Linked DNA regions of Mus musculus: region 2 is linked to region 1. Evidence: chromatin loops called from intact Hi-C (ENCODE). Cell type or tissue: heart. All regions are shown on one strand.

Region 1 (8,000 bases):
CTCCTTAGATGAATAAGACTCTCCAGGGTACTCAGAGGCCATTCCTATTCTCACTGGCTTTACAGAGAGCCCAGCTAGAGATGAGCAGTCAGACGCAGGAGTCAAGTTCTTTAACAACCTGCCACGGCTTCCAAACCTTGTAATGGCGGTTGGGAGGGGGTGGGTTTTTTCATTCTGACTTTTGGACTGAACAGAAGATGATATTGGAGATCTAAGTAGCTACATCTGTTTAGTTGGAACTCTTCCTTTAAAAGTGAAGATACCACACACAGATGGGCTGCATACCTTCCTGGTACCCAGATTTTCTCGGGTGGAATCCTTGTGCTAGCTACTGTGTGGCCTACATCCTCTGGAGTTCTGACGGTATCCCAGCGGGGCTCATTCGTATGCCACCTGACTGGATCCCACCACCCCAACCCATTTCTCCCTTTCACTTGAGAGAAATGCTTGATCGTCACAGGTAACACATAACCATACGTGTTGGGAATGGTTCTGGCTGCAGCTGACTAATCTCTTTTGTGTGCCTGCTTTCCTGGGTAGAACCGGCTTGCCCACTTGGCTCTGCTCCCTCTGTCTGTCTTCCTGAATTCTCCAGATTGGCTCAGCTGTGGCTCTGCCTCTTCATGTTTGTCTGTCAAGAATAGCCTCGTTAGTAAAGCATTTAATGCCCCGGTTCGAGCCCTGTTTACCTTCCACCAGAGGCAGGAGAACATGGCAGCTTCCCCTTCAGTGTCCCAGAAGTCCCATGATGGACAGTGGCTCACAGCTTAAAGGTGACCTTTCTGGGAGCCCGGGGAAAGTCAAGTTTTCCTCCATTGCGTCACCTGGTACTTTCATCTATTGCTCTGCAGGCTTTCCCCATGTATCGGAACTAGGAACCTTGTCCAACATGGAATTATAAACACAGGGCACAGATTGTTGTTTCTGTCAGCATTACTTTAAGTAAAGTTCTCTGTTGAAAGGCCATGTTTAACCTCAGCAGTTCCCTGCAGCGTTGGAGAAGTGGCATGCCCGCCTGGAGAGCCTAGGCTGTCTGTGCCCTGTGACATTCCAGTGACAAGCACATCGAACCACTTGAACAGTACCTGTCACTGTGTGGCCAAGGCAACTGAGCTGCCAACTGGCAGCTGGCAGGGAAGGGCAGGCATGCGCCTCTCAGCTGCCTCTCACAACCGAGCTTCCTTCCAAGTCCTGGGGCTCTAAACCGACCAGCCTGGCTTTTACTTCCAATGCCACACAGTATGCACCAGAGGCAGGGTGGGGACAGTTGGCCTTGCCAGCAACAAGGGCTCAGAATTTCTGTAGGAAGGGATTTGGAGTGTAGAGCCCAGAGGCCTAGGGGAAGAGGAGGAGGAGGAGGAGGAGGAGGAGGAGGAGGAGGAGGAGGAGGAGAGTTGAGGAGGAGGAGGGGGAGGAGAGTTAAGGACTCCGAGGTTACACGTGCAAAATAAATACAGTTTTTCCCCAGATGATGTGTTTATTTAAGGTGGCTTTGGGAGAGGCCGCTGACGCTGTAGGAACACTGGGCTGCCCTGGCCATCCTTCCTTTAACTCTCGTCCCTCCCATTTCCATGGTGGGAAGCAGGAGGAGGAAAGAGAAGGTACCCAGGCCAGGCTAGGGAAACTCCTCCCACGACTGGGAGGTCAGGGCACAAACAGGAAGGGACCGACTGTGTCTCTAATACCCATCCATTGTCATGTTTGCCGGCTGGAGAAAAACTAAATTCTGGAGGTGGGAGGGAAGGGACAGGGGACTCTGCCAAAGCAGAGCGAAGAGATATTTTTGGGGTTCCCAGCTGAAATTTATTTTTGAACACATTTAAAACCTCATTTTTAGATGTATTTAAAGCCCCCATGTAAGTGGGAGATAAAAATCCCTACGCTCTTTAAAAGCTGCCTAGGAGAGCTAAGCTGCTCTCTGGTTGAATCCGACTCAGCTGCGTTTAACCCAGAGGCTGGCCGAGGAGTAAATTGAGAAGTAAATTGAGATCTTGGTCCTGCTTTGATGCCCTCTGGCGCTTTCCATTCAGGATTTGGCCTCTAGTATTGAGGTGTTTGTTACACTCAGATGAATGGCGGTGCCCTTTCTGCTCTGTTAGGAGGAGGCACTGGTGCTTTTCTGGGTTGGGGCAGAAGACATCACTAAGTTTCCATGTCATTGTGATTATCCTTGGTATAACAAGTGGGCTTTCCTGCTTCCATTTTTGCAAGTCACGGCACCTCAGAAGTGGCCCAGACATTGCTCCCTGGGTCATAGTGATCCACTCACTGCCAATTGTACTCATCTCTGCAGTCTACTGGCTGGTCAACCTGGTTCTCTACTTTTTTTCTTTTTTTTTTTTTTTTTAAAGCAGCTGATTTAAAGGGCTAGACCTGAAAAAAATCTTGGCTTCTCTTTCCTCTTGGCCTGACTTTACAAACCAATAGGCAGCGCGCCCTGAAGCCTGTCCTTAACTTAAAATTTTTAAACTATGCCATTTTAATGTTCTCATTCAAAAGAATATGTGCTGCATGGCCCACATTTCTTAGGGGGAGATGGGGTCACACCTATTACTTTCAGTGTAGACATTTGTGATGAGCGGGTTCCACTCTCCCCTCCTGTTCCCTCTCCTCTTTTCCTTCCTTCTGTAAAAAATTTTAAAACAAGGTTAGGGTTAATGTGGGCGGAGTGCTTATTTCTGTACTGTGGTCATAGCAAACGGAGATAAAGAAAGCTCTGTCCTGCTCCTCATTTCTCCTCAGCTGTTTAGAGATGCACAGTCAGCCTGTGTGTGGCTTCTACACGTGCCGGTTCACTTTCTTTCACCTTAGCACGCACGCTGAGGGCAAGCTGGGCTTCCTCATGGCAGAAGCCACATCGCTCACATTTGACATACTTTCCAATTCTCCTCCTGCCCCAAGTTCCTCAATTTTGTCAGTCCAAATATCTGCTTTAGACAGTATCTAGCTCCCTACGGGCCAGCTAGATACAGACTTCTCGAGTGGCCTCACTGGCCTTTGGTCCCAAGCCATCTCAGGATAATACAGAGTCACCACTCCACGGTCCCGGTGTGGGACTAGAACTCACGATCCTGTGCTTTAAAGTCAGGAAGACTCCTTACACAAAACCTGTTGAGATAATGCCCTGAACTAGTGATGGTGATTACATGTGTAACCTTTTCTCTCTCATTGCCCTCTCTCTCTCTCTCTCTCTCTCTCTCTCTCTCTCTCTCTCTCTCTCACACACACACACACACACACACACACACACACACACATACACAGAGTCATCTGTGTACCCAATGACTGAAGAACTTTAATAAGGCCTTTATCTTTATCTTGTGCGTCTCCCAATTATTGAAAGGGTGCTAGCTATCTTAAGTATCTTTGATTGAAGGTCTGGAGAGGTGACTTAATGGTTAAAAGCATTTCCTGTCCTTCCTGAGGACCCAAGTTTGGTTCCCAGTACCCAGGTTGGATGGCTCAGAACAGACATTAAATCCAGCTCCAGGAACTCTTAGCGCCCCCTTCTGGTCTCTTTAGGCATCCACACACATGTGACCGACCTACTATAAAAAATGATCCGGAATTAAAGCACTCCTACAAGACACATGCAAATTGCAAAGGACAGAGACAGCTGGCATAGATTCCCTTAATCAAGTCTAGATGTTAATATCACCAGTATCCTCACCCCGTGTACCTCCTGAGGGCCCCCAAGTCACATCTGCTATCTCTACCGTCCTGAAAAAAAAAAAATCATGACCTGAATCTAATCACAAGAAGGCATTGAGGGCAACTAAAGTTGAAGAACAGCACAAAGGCTGCTGGCCCGTACATTTCAAACACGTGAAGAGAAGGAGAGGGAGAGATAAACTGTCACCTGTCACCGAGGGCCCAGGAGACCCTGCAGGAGACAGAGGGCTCTGGTTTTGGTTTGAGTACCAGACTGGGAGAAGGCATTAGCTGGAGGATGTGTGAAATCAAGTCCTGGCACTGATTCAGGTCAAGTATACCAATTTCAATTGCATTCTTTTAATAATTAATGATGGTTTTGGTTCGAGGTTCTCCCTAAGGAGAAGTTGAGAGAGCAGCGTGCAGGAAGTCTTCATCCAACCTTGATGACATGTCTTAAGTCTGAAATTAAGTCTGAAAAATAATTCAAAAGAGCATTGTAGTGTGATTTTGGACAATTTTGAATATCTTTGTTGGGCAAAAAAAAAAAAAAAAGAGGATGAAGGCAGAGCGTGAGATAGCCCTTTATAATCTCATTTATTTCCTGTTGATCATGTCCAATCATACTTTTAACAGAACTGTAGCGAAATACATACAGTATGGAATTGGTCCTATTTTTCTTACTAAGGGACGTTTACGTAAGGTACCCAATGAAAGCACATTTTTATTTTCAGTTTGGTGAAAGAAAGCTTGAAGGGGAACGCTCTTCAGAATGGACTGAATTCACCAAGCTTAGTTGGTATAAGGGAGGCTAAACTTGCTTATTTTGTGATCTTTAATTCATTTTTTTTTTGTTAACTTGGTTTGACTGATTTGTGAAATAAACAGATTGAGTCTGCTTTTGAGGTACATAACTTGATTTTGAATGTACTTTTACAATGTATTGTATGCCGGGCAGTGGTTGTGGATGCCTTGGGAGGCAGAGGCAGGTGAATCTCTCAGCCTGGCCTACAGAGAGAGTTCCAGGACAGCCAGGGTGACACACTGAAATCCTGTGTCAAAAAAAAATATTTATTGTATTTATTAAATACAATTTTATGGTTTTCTCAAAGCAGGCTTTGTTTTATCAATTGCAAAAGTGTTTTTACTTAAATGTATTTTGCAACAAAATTGTATCTATAGTTTATACTATATACACATATGTACTACATAGTACATAATGTATATTACAATGTATGTGTATAGTAGCTTAATAGTTTCCTGCTGGAATTATCAAGGCCAAGAGGAGGGGCCCACATTAACTCATTGAATTTCTGGGAGGCTGATCCCCAGTTGTTCCATCTCTCATTTGTAAGTGGGTAACATCACTATAGCTATACATCACTATCAGTGGCACTAACAGTGTTAGAATTCCAGTTTCTAAGAGCAGTTAGCTTTTCCTCCCTCTGACTTTGAGATGGCAAGATGTTTCATGGGAAGTGTCTTTGTTAGCTTGAGTCATCATTGTTTACTAGGAACCGTGGTTCATTCTGCTGTCTGAAGAGGACACAGGATGCTAGTCACAAGGACTGTCATAAGATAGACTCTCGATGCTACCGCATCACGTGTCATGTGGTGTAAGCGAAGCGACTTTAGTCAGTACCAAAATTGGTATCACACAGAGCACACCATCTCTGCATATAGTGTTGCCTTAATTGCTAAGGCATTGCCTGCTCGACCTCCGATCCAAAGTGGTCTTTTGAAAGTTTCTCTGTTTTTTTTTTCCATGAGCATAGAGAAGGAAAGAGTCTCTTTCCATACCTGACACAAATAATGTGAGAGACCCAGATATCAAAATGTGGTCAGTAGCTGCTGACCAAGGGATGGAGGCAATCAGGGAACTTCATCACTGATGGGGGCAGTGGGCGGGGTGCAGATTGCTGCATGTGTTGCTGCATGATCAAGTAGAGATAATGGCCTCCAGACAATGAGGAGAAAGGGTGTAGAAGCCAAGTTGGAGAAAGCTATGGGAAAGGGCTGGCAGCCCGGGGCCCTCCGCTGACCAGGATCTCATCTCTCACTGTCTTTGTTGCAGATTGCCTGTTTGGTGCCTCTGGATGAGTTTCAGCTGTATCAGCGGCTCAAGTTTGAACGAGGTACACACTCTTCTGTTTATCCCGGTGGCGAATGTAGCTTTGACGCAGACCGTCTTTACACGAGCTTCATGAAAGATTAAGGCCACTGTGGGCTGTCGACAGAACCACAAGGGGACTGCAAGGAGTGGAAACAGCAATTGGCACATCCGATGTCAACTGTCCCAGCCACAGCTTGGGAGGGTGGGGGGCTCGAACCAAAAAAAATGCAGACTAGCAGGAAATGAATTTTTCATTATGTTGGTTATTTTGTATTTTTATTTTTAATCTGGACTGGGTCCAGAAAGGTATTTCGAAAGTGAGCTGGTTTCATAATAGTAACACAAAGAAAAATAACCTCTCAAAACAGGCTTTTTATCATTATTTTTCTCATTCCTGAAAATCAGTTTGCAAACATTAACCAGCCGAGGCATTGCTATTGGTCCTCGTGATAAAGTATTCGATGCCCCGCCTTCTGATACCGCTTTTGTAGTCATGGTGATACCCAGGCGTTTGGATATGTGCTATTCTAATAGAATTTACAAAGTGCTGGGCTGATTTGTCTTTCTAACTTTGGCGGTGGAGGGATTTTTGCAGCCTCTCTCCCTACGGAGCCCATCTATCTGGAGGGAGTAGTGTGTTTTCATTCCTTTTCATCTCTGACAGGTCTTTTCGAGGACGCCATTCCCCCATTCCCACCCTTAGAACAGTCTTGAACGGAAAACTGTATCTTTTTAGTAGTTGAGGCATCCCGCATAGGCCTCCTATAGTCTTGCCGAGCATAGTACCAGCCCTAGTCAGAAAGAAACATAGAGTGAGCACCTGAGGAGCAGTGTTTTGATGTGGAGTTGTCACCTTGCCTCAAGTGTGGAGGGCATGAACGTCTGTCTGCGATGCTCAGCGCTTGCTAGGGATGTCACCATTGTCTCCTTTGCTTTTCCCAAGTACCCTGGAAGGTGATGTGTTTAGGGAAACAAGAAAGAAAAGCACTGGGAGCATGGAGAGGGGTGTTGAAGGGAGGCTTGAGGCAGGGGGATGCCATTCACCTCCTTCAGCTAAAACCTGCCTTGGTCCTTCGGTCTATGAACTCCGGGCCATTTTGTTCCTCTGTCATGGGTGGATCACCCAACTAAACTCATAAGGCTGGTATAGCAAGCAGATTTTTTTTTTCTTGCGGCACACATAATAGCATTTCCTCTCTCTACCACCATCCACTCTACTACACTACCCATCCCTGTGCAGCAGGCTCATGTCTTATTGTTTACACATGGGGTGGGTATAACAACTCAGTATTAGACAAGTGGTAATGGCTCCCAAAGTCAAAACACTCTGTGGATTGGTTCTCCTGATGAACGTGTGGTTTTGGTTGATTTTAAACATAGTGACCAAGAGCCGATGTGAGACAAGGTTGATATTAGTATCTATAAGCCATGTCCTGTAACCTTTTCCTCTGTCATATTGTTATTGATAATGAAAACCCCAATCGCCTTTACACTGCACTCTGTTCCTCTCCTGTTCCCCTTTCCCGAAATGACATCATCATAACACTCTTTAGCGAGCATTTTCATATGGCCATGGGTGTAACAATTGCCACATGGTTAATGGAAACAGAACACTCTTTTAGTTAGCTGGCCAAATAGGTCTTTGCATCCAAGTAGAGTTAGTAACCTTTGAGTGAGGTACACTTGGAGAATAATGAACAGATTTTGTTTGTTTGTTTGTTTGTTTGTTTGTTTTTGAGACACGGTTTCTCTGTATAGCCCTGGCTGTCCTGGAACTCACTCTGTAGACTAGGCTGGCCTCGAACTCAGAAATTTGCCTGCCTCTGCCTCTGCCTCCCAAGTGCTGGAATTAAAGGCATGAGCCACCACCACCCCACTAATAATGAACAGATTATACTCTTTCCCCTGGTGGCGTTTGGCTGCATGGGACTTTTTGAGTCCCCCAGTGTTCAGCTCTCGTTAAGACTGGTGATACCTTCATACCACGTGGTAGTGCAGTCTGTCTAATTACAAAAGGTTAGGCAGGCTTTGTAGCCAGGGCATCACTATAGGTGGTGTTGCCTCTCTCTGTGTTCATCCATGATACGTCGATCAAATAGTTTTATTTATGCATAGAATTTATTTTTCTCTACTTACTGCCCCACTGTAGATCTCTTGCATTGACAATAGATTTGATTCTCATCTCATAAAAGAGGAAGCTAAGGTTAGTCTAAGATCACATGACTTTATTATAAGT
Region 2 (8,000 bases), 62 kb after region 1:
AGCCACTGTCTTTAGCACTGTGATGTGTGTGTCGTAGGAGATGGGGTGTGCTTTGTGGCAGAGAATGTGGAAGAGGTGAGTGTGCCCAGAAGGGAAGCAGGATGATGACTCCTGCTAGGACACTTCTTTGCATCGCGGTCTTGGCGAAAGGTGGCTGTACCACATATTAAGAATTACCCCAGGGGTATGGAAGATAAAGGATAATCAAGGATGTTGTTTTATCATGAGGTATCTACTGACTAAAAGCTTCCTCAGTAGGAAGCAGGAGACCAAGAAAGCTTCCGCCAGGAAGGTGAAGATGTCAGGATCATCCATCCATTCGGGGATAATGTCCGACCAGCCTCTATCATTGTCTTTGAGGGAAAGAAACATGTTTTGGATTTTCCTCCAGCCTCCAAATTCCAGATCATCTCTCCCCGGCCATATAGATTACGGGACCCTCACAGCTATTGTGCTTTCTCTTGGGCCTTGGATAGATAGTGAAACACCGCTTCAGCACAGACACAGTCTGGTGAGATGGCTATATTTTCAAGCCACATTGTGAACACACCTGATGCTCACGGGGAGATGGGTAATTGCTTCATTCACCATCAGCTGTTGGACTTCCCCCACCTCTGCCCTGGCAGCCTTGAACAAAAAGGATCACCAGATAAATCATGCAGGACCACCCTTGTGCCAGTCGCAGCTGTTTGGAACACTTCATGGACGTCTTTAGGAAACTACACAACAATGGCGGCCGATGGTTCAGCACTGGCTCCTAAAGGTGTCGCTTCAGCCAGGGCTTTTCAAGCAGTTCGTGTGAAACTCTTTGCCATCAAAAGCCTCAGTGAACTTAGACAACCCTGCAGCCACTTCTACCAAAGCCAAAGAGGGAGCACTTTCCCTGGAATCTCTGCAGAAGGACTGCTGTGATTGGTGTAAAAACACATCTTCATTTGCATGAAAGCTGCGCAATGATTGGTACAAACACAACTCTTTATTTGCATGCAAGGAATGCTGTCATTTGTTCCAGTACCCCTTCCGTGGCTATGCAGCTAGGCTGTTAAGCCTCATCTTTGAACACACAAGGCTTCCTGCTGTGTCCTTTATTAAGGATGACCCGATGCGTTGCATGTCTTATTTCTGATTTGTAGAATTTCTGAAGAAGTCATTCCCAGATAAGAGATGTAACTTGGAGGACTGTGTGTGAGGTGTGGGATGCGGTGCCCTCAAGAGCCATGGCTACCCTCTCCATTTTCATTGGAAAGCATTTTATGTAGATTTTAAGAAGTATTTAGAGGTGGCACTTCCCCAAATGCCTCCACCCTCCCCCAAGAAGATGGGTGGCCCTCCCTGGTAGCTGTTTGTAATTCTTTCCTTTTTAGTCTCCTGTAAACCAGACTAGCCTCAAACTTGTTATGTAGCTAAGACCGGCCTTGAACTCCTGATCCTCCCATGTCTCTATCTAGAGCTAGAATTACATGTGGATGGTACCACACAGTTCTTGTTAGTAATTTTCTTTCTTTCTTTCTTTCTTTCTTTCTTTCTTTCTTTCTTTCTTTCTCTCTCTCTCTTTCTTTTTTCCTTTTTAAGATTTATTTATTTATTTATTTATATCTTTATTTATGTCTTTAGACATACCAGAAGAGGGTGTCAGATCCCATTACAGATGGTTGTGAGCCACCATGCAGTTGCTGGGATTTGAACTCAGTCAATGCTCTTAAGCAGTCAGTGCTCTTAACCACTGAGCCATCTCTCCAGCCCCAATATTTTTCTATCCCAGCTTCTGTCTTCTTTACTTCTATACTTCACTCTTGGGACAAAAAAGAAGACTGAGCTCAATAGTCTTGTCTTGGAGCAAATGATCTCTCCAATTGCCTTGTGCTCTCCCTACAAAGGGTACCTGTTGGTTCTACTGAGTCAGGAGGGCATAGCTGCTGGACAGTGAGCTACACAGCAACCCTGTAAGAGGGTCCAAGGGGAGGAGCCAGTGTTGCTAAGCATGGTAAGCATGGGGGAGGATGGAGAACAGCTTTAAACCTGCTACAGAGACAGGGGCCTAAGGTAATCTGACATCAAGAATGTGGTTTCGAGCTGGGTGTGGTGGCTTACATCTGTGATTCTAGCGTTCAGGAAGCTAAGGTAGGAGGAGTATTCTGAGTTTGAAGCCAGCATGGGCTCAGTCCAGCCTGAGCCACAGAGTAAGACACTGTGCCAAGGACCCAAACATAAACATAACAGGGATTAATCACTAGATTTCTTTGCTCCCTAAAGCCCACTTTCTCTCCCTAGTTCAGGGATTTTCAGATATTTAAGGTCTAAAGTTGAATCTGGGACAAGTGGAAGTTACAATGAGACTTGTTCGGCATAGGATACCATCTGGGTTGTGCATTTAAAAGCATCTGGGAGAGAGTACTAAGGAACTGAGTCAGCCATCTCTTCTCTTCTTCTTTCCATGCCTACCAGCAGGTCACAGGGCTACTGCTACCCACAACTTCCCTGTGTCCCTGTGGGCGTTTCCATGGCAGTGATGTTCTGTTCTTTACTGTCTTTTCCCAGAGCTGTAGAATACCACACGAGATATTCTAAGGGGTTGGTCTGGGCTGCTGGGAGACTCTTCACCATCTTTCTTTGGTTTGTTTCACTGGGAGTTCCCAAGAGGAAAGGTAATATGTTCCTTGGGATTGTCTGTCAGAGGCTGCAACTGAGTCAGGCACGGTCAGCTGACCAGGGAGCCGGGAGGGCAACACTGTGGGATCTAGATTGAGCATGTCTGACCTTCCCTTGTGTGGGTGCGGAGAGAAAGGGAGATGGAGCACGCAATCGTCTCATGCCTTGGAACAGCTCTTCCTTTACAGATGTGCTCTGATCTCAGAGGGAAATGGGTGCAGACGGCAGTTAATGAACACCCCACCGCAGCTACAAAAGTGGTTTGAATGCAGGATGGCACGTGGCTCCCACAGGATCCACTCGATCCCCTCGGGGGTGACTAGATGAAATTCTGCTTCTCATTAACAGTTGAGGAAAAAGAGTCGCTTAAGGTCAAAAAGGCTTGAGAAGTTGGGAAGTTGCCTTGGAGCAACATGACGTTAAATCAGACAGTTGACGGTGAGTGATATGTCATTAGGTTATTGGTTTATTTTCAGTCACTCTTTCTGCATCTCTGTGAGAATAATGATACCAATGAGGGTAAGTCTGAGACCCTGTCTGTGGAGCACTGGCTCTCCTGAGACATACTGTAAGCATCCCTGTGCAGCGGTTCCACTAGAACAGTGTTTTGCTGCCATCTGCTGCTTGGTTGGAGTACTGGAGACAACCAGGCAGACTGGTGAGTGTAAGTGAGGAAGGCGGGTGAGATTTTCCACAAACTGGGGAGTCTGTGGGTTGTGTTTATTGTGAGGAGTTTCTAAAAATATTTTGCTTTACCAATTATCCTCTTCCACAAATTTCTTAGCATTGGAAAGAAAATGGTGTATAAGTTCACAGCATGGTGTGTTATTAATTATATGAGTGGCTTGCATATTAAGAGGGCTATGGGGATAGAACATATTTTGATCTTGTAAGAAGATGGCTTCTAATCTTAAAATGGAATCAGGTGGGTCCATTACTCCCAACGGCTGGAAAGAAAGAAGAAAGAAGAGATTTTTCTGGGTGGGTATACGGGGAAAGATTTAGATGATGAAGATAGAGGAATGGAATTGGGAGATGATAGGTATTCGAAAAACACATCTCCTCGTTTCTTAGTAGTTTGTTGGCTTGTAAGTAGACAGATACAAAACAAAACAAAACAAAACAAAACAAACCAGCCAGGTGGTGTTGGCACACCTTTAATCCCTGAACTCAGGAGGCAGAGGCAGAGTCAGATGGATCTGTGAGAGTTTGAGGTCAGCCAGGACTATGCAGAGAAAGTCTGCCTCAAAAACAATCAGAAACAAAACAAAAACCAAACCAAACCAAAACCAAAACAACAACCAAAACACACACAACAACAAATCAATCAAACAAACAAACAAAACCAAAATACACACACACACACACACACACAGACACACACACACACACACACACACACACCACTCACAAAGGTTTATATATCTTCCCCGATTCCTGAGAGGGTTGTCCTGTTGACTGACAGACACATTATGGGAAGACTAACATTTATTTACAAGTGTAATCACTTTTGAAGAATCATTTGTAAGGTGTTCCCCTCCTCCATACATGGTTAGGGAAAGGAATTTCAATTCAGAAGTTGTATCTAAAATAACAATTGAGCTCCTTCTCCTGTCCCAGTTCAGAGTTGAGTTTATAAAGTTAGCATTTACTTGTGTTGTTATGTATGTGCCGGTCAGAGCATGACCTGTGGGACTTGGTTCTTGCCTTCCATCACGGGGGTCCTGGTTGTGCACCTCAGGTCCTCAGGCTTGGCGGCAAGCACCCTTGCCACAAAGGTGAAGGGCCTCATCTGAACTTCCCAGGGTGCCAGCCCATAAAATTCCATGGCAACTGAGATTTTCATATCAAGTCCCCAGCTGGCACGCAGCTGTGAAGCATCAACTAGGCGCTGGGGTCATTTGGGAGCTAATCCTCACTGAGATGGAAATGCAGCCGGGTATGGGTTGGTATCTCCCCTTCAGTGTGAGACCGGGAAGCTCCTGACACGGTGCGTCCTTCCCTGTGGACCCATGAGCAACCCCAGCAGCCCTCGGGGACTTAGAAAGGCAAATCTTGTCTCCTCCCCCCACCCCCCAAAGAGGTCCTGAATCAGGTCCTGGGGGTTAGGTTTGGAATTAGAATGTTAACGCATGCTCTGGGCAGGTGATTCTTATGCAGATTCAAATCTGAGAAGAGAGGAGTCTTGTAAGAGCTATCTCCTCAGCCCTTTAATGTTGATTAACCCTCTCTGTGTGTGTACATGTGTGCACATGTCATAGTGCATATGTGTAGGTTAGAAAACAACATGGAAGAGTCAGCTCTCTTACACCACATGGTTCCAGAGATGGCATCTGGCTTGTTAGCTTTGACGTGTGAAGCAGGAATGCTTATCCCCTGAGCCATTATTTATTTTTTTTCTCCAGGGTTGGCATTTTTGAAGGGAGTGGGCCTGAACTGGCTTCTCTGTTCATCCTATAACACAGAGAGCATCTTTTTAGAATAGTTGTTTTATTTGGACAAGTGTTTTGCCGGCATGTAGGTATGTATGCACCACATGTGTGCATGTATGTACCTGGCACCTGTAGAGGCCAGAGGATGACAGATCCCCTGAAACTAGAGGTGGAGATGGCTGTGGGTGGGTTAAGTTCCCAGCCATGTGGGTGCTGGGAACTGAACCTGGGTCCTCTGGAACTTCAGTGAGTGCCCTTAACTGTGGAGTCATCTCTTCAGTCCCTAGAGATCATTTAAAGAAAGGCTAAGTCTCCTATCTTTCTTGTTTCTTAAGCCTATAAGGTACCTATTTAGGGAAGCACACAGACTGGCCATGTCATGGTTGTCTTTGACAGACACAGATGATGGCAATTTCTCTGGATAATAAAACAATATTCAGAGCTTGGCAGTGTCAGCCATTCCTGTACCCAGGCATACCTCCCAGACACAGCAGAACTGACTGGATCGCCACAAGGAGCCAGAGGCCACTTCCCATTAGAAACTCAAGCGATCTCTGCAGTTTTCCCTCCACAAACATGCTCTATTGATATCTGGAAAAAATATGTATGCTTGGAACTCAGTGGTGGCCGATAGGTCTTTCTGTCCCTGTGCTGGGATCTACAATCCCAATAGGCTTCCAAACTGGTCTTTCATCGATTGGGTTACCTCAGTTCTGGAGCAAAGAGTTCTACCTCTTTGAGTCACCTTCCCCAGAAGATAGCCGATTTGAAAGTTTGTCTAAGGACAATGCACTTATAACATTGTAAGTTTATCTAAGGACAATGTGCAATTTTGTAACATTGGGACAAGTAGTTATAATAGTGGGTGGCTAAACCTCTGCAGAGCCAGAATGAAGAGCCCCTGGTTGATTCTTGTCTTCTCCTCTGCTAGTCCTGCTTTTCAGGACAAGCTTCTGCAGATACTCCACAGGTCCCAGCTTCTCCTCCAGTACCTGACTGGATGTCCCATGATAACCAGGACTGTATTCCAAGGAGAAGGAAGAAGGAAGTCTAGACTTGGTTTTAGAGCTCTGCTTCTATTGTAGCAGTGTGTGGTGGCACACAGCTGTAATCCCAGCACTTGGGAGGTGGTAGAGGCAGGAAGGACAGGAAGTGGAATTATCTTCAGCTTCATGGTTAGTTAAAGGCCAGTCTGGGCTGGGCTACATGAGATCTTGTCTTAAAAGACAACCCTCCTCCTTCTCTCTCTCTCTCTGAATTAAATATCAGTCATTAAAAAAGCATTAATATTAGAGCATCAAAACTAGATCTTGAAACAGATTGAAAAAGAATGTTGGGTGGTTAGGAAAGGGAGTAGGAATTGGGGGGGGTCATATTTTAAATACATATACATTACACACACACACACACACACACACACACACACACACACACACACACATTTGCAGTTGGGAGTAGAGTGATGGCCCAGTGTTTAAGAATACTTGCTCCTTTTCCAGAGGACCTCAGTGTGGTCTGAGTACCTGTTGAACCGTGAAAGGCAGTCTGTGTTCTGGTTGAGCAAGGCTTACTCCGGGGACCCAGTAGAAAATCCTACAAGGGACAGAACTGTAAGCTTCATCCCCCAGACACAGGCGCCTGATTCCATGAGCCCTCAACCCCATCATCCTGTGGCTCTCAGTCACATAGGCAATGCCCCAAGCTCCTGATAGTCTGGTTAGACTCCACCCCCACAGTTACCTGGCTACAGCAAGGTAGCCCAGCCCCTCTATAAAAGGAGCTGCTTGGCCCTTCCTAGCTCTTTTGATTCTCTTGCTTCTCTTGCTTTCTCTCTAGCCCCCTCACCTTCCTTCTCCCCCTCCCTTCCTCCCTTTCTCCACTTGGCCATGGCCACCCTCTGCTTCTTTACTTACTCTCTCTCTCTCTCTCTCTCTCTCTCTCTCTCTCTCTCTCTGCTTTTCTACAATAAAACTCTAAAACCATGGACCATCTCTGCTCATTGAGACCCTCTGTGCTAGAGCAATAGAATAGGCCTTCCCCTAAAGAGCCACGTCACCCGCGGGAAGGCCTCCCAGGGTTTCCAGCCACCAGACTGGACCAAAGACTCTCGCCTGCATGGGAACCACCCATGCACCCTCTCCCCGGCCCCTTCTCCCTTCAGCTCCAGGGCTGACTGAGCCACCCCCGGGACCCCCACTTCGTTCTCAGCTCTTCTGCAACATTCAGCGGCATCTGGGATGTCCAGGACTGAGAACCTGTTGTTCCTGGCCTCCGTGTGGTCCAGTGACCCCCTGAGCCGGCTCTCCCGTGGTACCCAGTGGTCGGTGGTGCTTGAGAGTTGGAGCTGAGACTTTGCTCCCACGCACCCTCCCCTCTCCCCCCCCCCCCCGGCGGGGTATCCTTCGGCTGTTCCGTGGGGACCCAAGGCAGTCTCCCGAGACAGCCCACCCAGTCTGTCCTAGCTCTGCCGGGACGCGGGTCTCTCCTACCCCTTTATCTCCCCACGTCCAACACCCCACAAGTACCCATCTGGCCGTTCAAGACTATCTATAGTTCCAGGCCAAGGGGAAACTGCTATCTCTTTTAGTCTTCTTTGATGCTGCACACATGTGGTACACAGACATATATACAGAGAAAACCACTCCATAACATAAAAAGAAATCTTAAAAAACAATTATTAGTCATCAAAAGGGGGTTATGCTTTAATTTCATGGATACTTTAAAAGATTAGATAGCAGTCTTTAATTTATTAATGAAATTTATATCAATGAGCATTCTTATTTTGACCCAGATTTGTGAATTTTACTAATATTTAGATAGTTTTGGGTGGTGAGGAGTGCCATTCTGTGTCTTTGGGGTCACGTCTCCCTGGCGATAGTATGTAGGAATACAGAACACACGGGTATGAATGAATGAGAG

The links. Hi-C counts contacts between places; a loop is a spot of excess contacts. Peaks named below come from ENCODE experiments on the same cell type or tissue, not always from the same donor. Only the 100,000 strongest peaks of a DNase experiment are listed, where the experiment ranks them.
Region 2: a loop joins it to region 1, with 2.6 times the contacts of the local background. A loop is called at or near these places in 2 of 42 quality-filtered maps.

Annotation. Positions count from the first base shown.
Region 1 is chr13:47,223,215-47,231,214 of GRCm38, forward strand. It overlaps Rnf144b (ring finger protein 144B), which reads left to right. Exons shown (of 8, transcript NM_001170643.1): 4 at 5,726-5,786. It overlaps Gm40934 (a long non-coding RNA gene), which reads right to left and starts at 1,092. Exons shown (of 2, transcript XR_873354.2): 1 at 690-1,092. In heart, a CTCF peak has its summit at 3,517 (motif pointing left); DNase peaks (open chromatin) are centred at 657, 1,107, 1,617 and 2,827; H3K27ac peaks cover 853 bases.
Region 2 is chr13:47,285,398-47,293,397 of GRCm38, forward strand. No RefSeq gene overlaps it. Among named protein-coding and RNA genes, the nearest start is that of Gm52039, 52 kb to the left of the region's middle. In heart, a CTCF peak has its summit at 3,284 (motif pointing left); a DNase peak (open chromatin) is centred at 3,264; H3K27ac peaks cover 498 bases.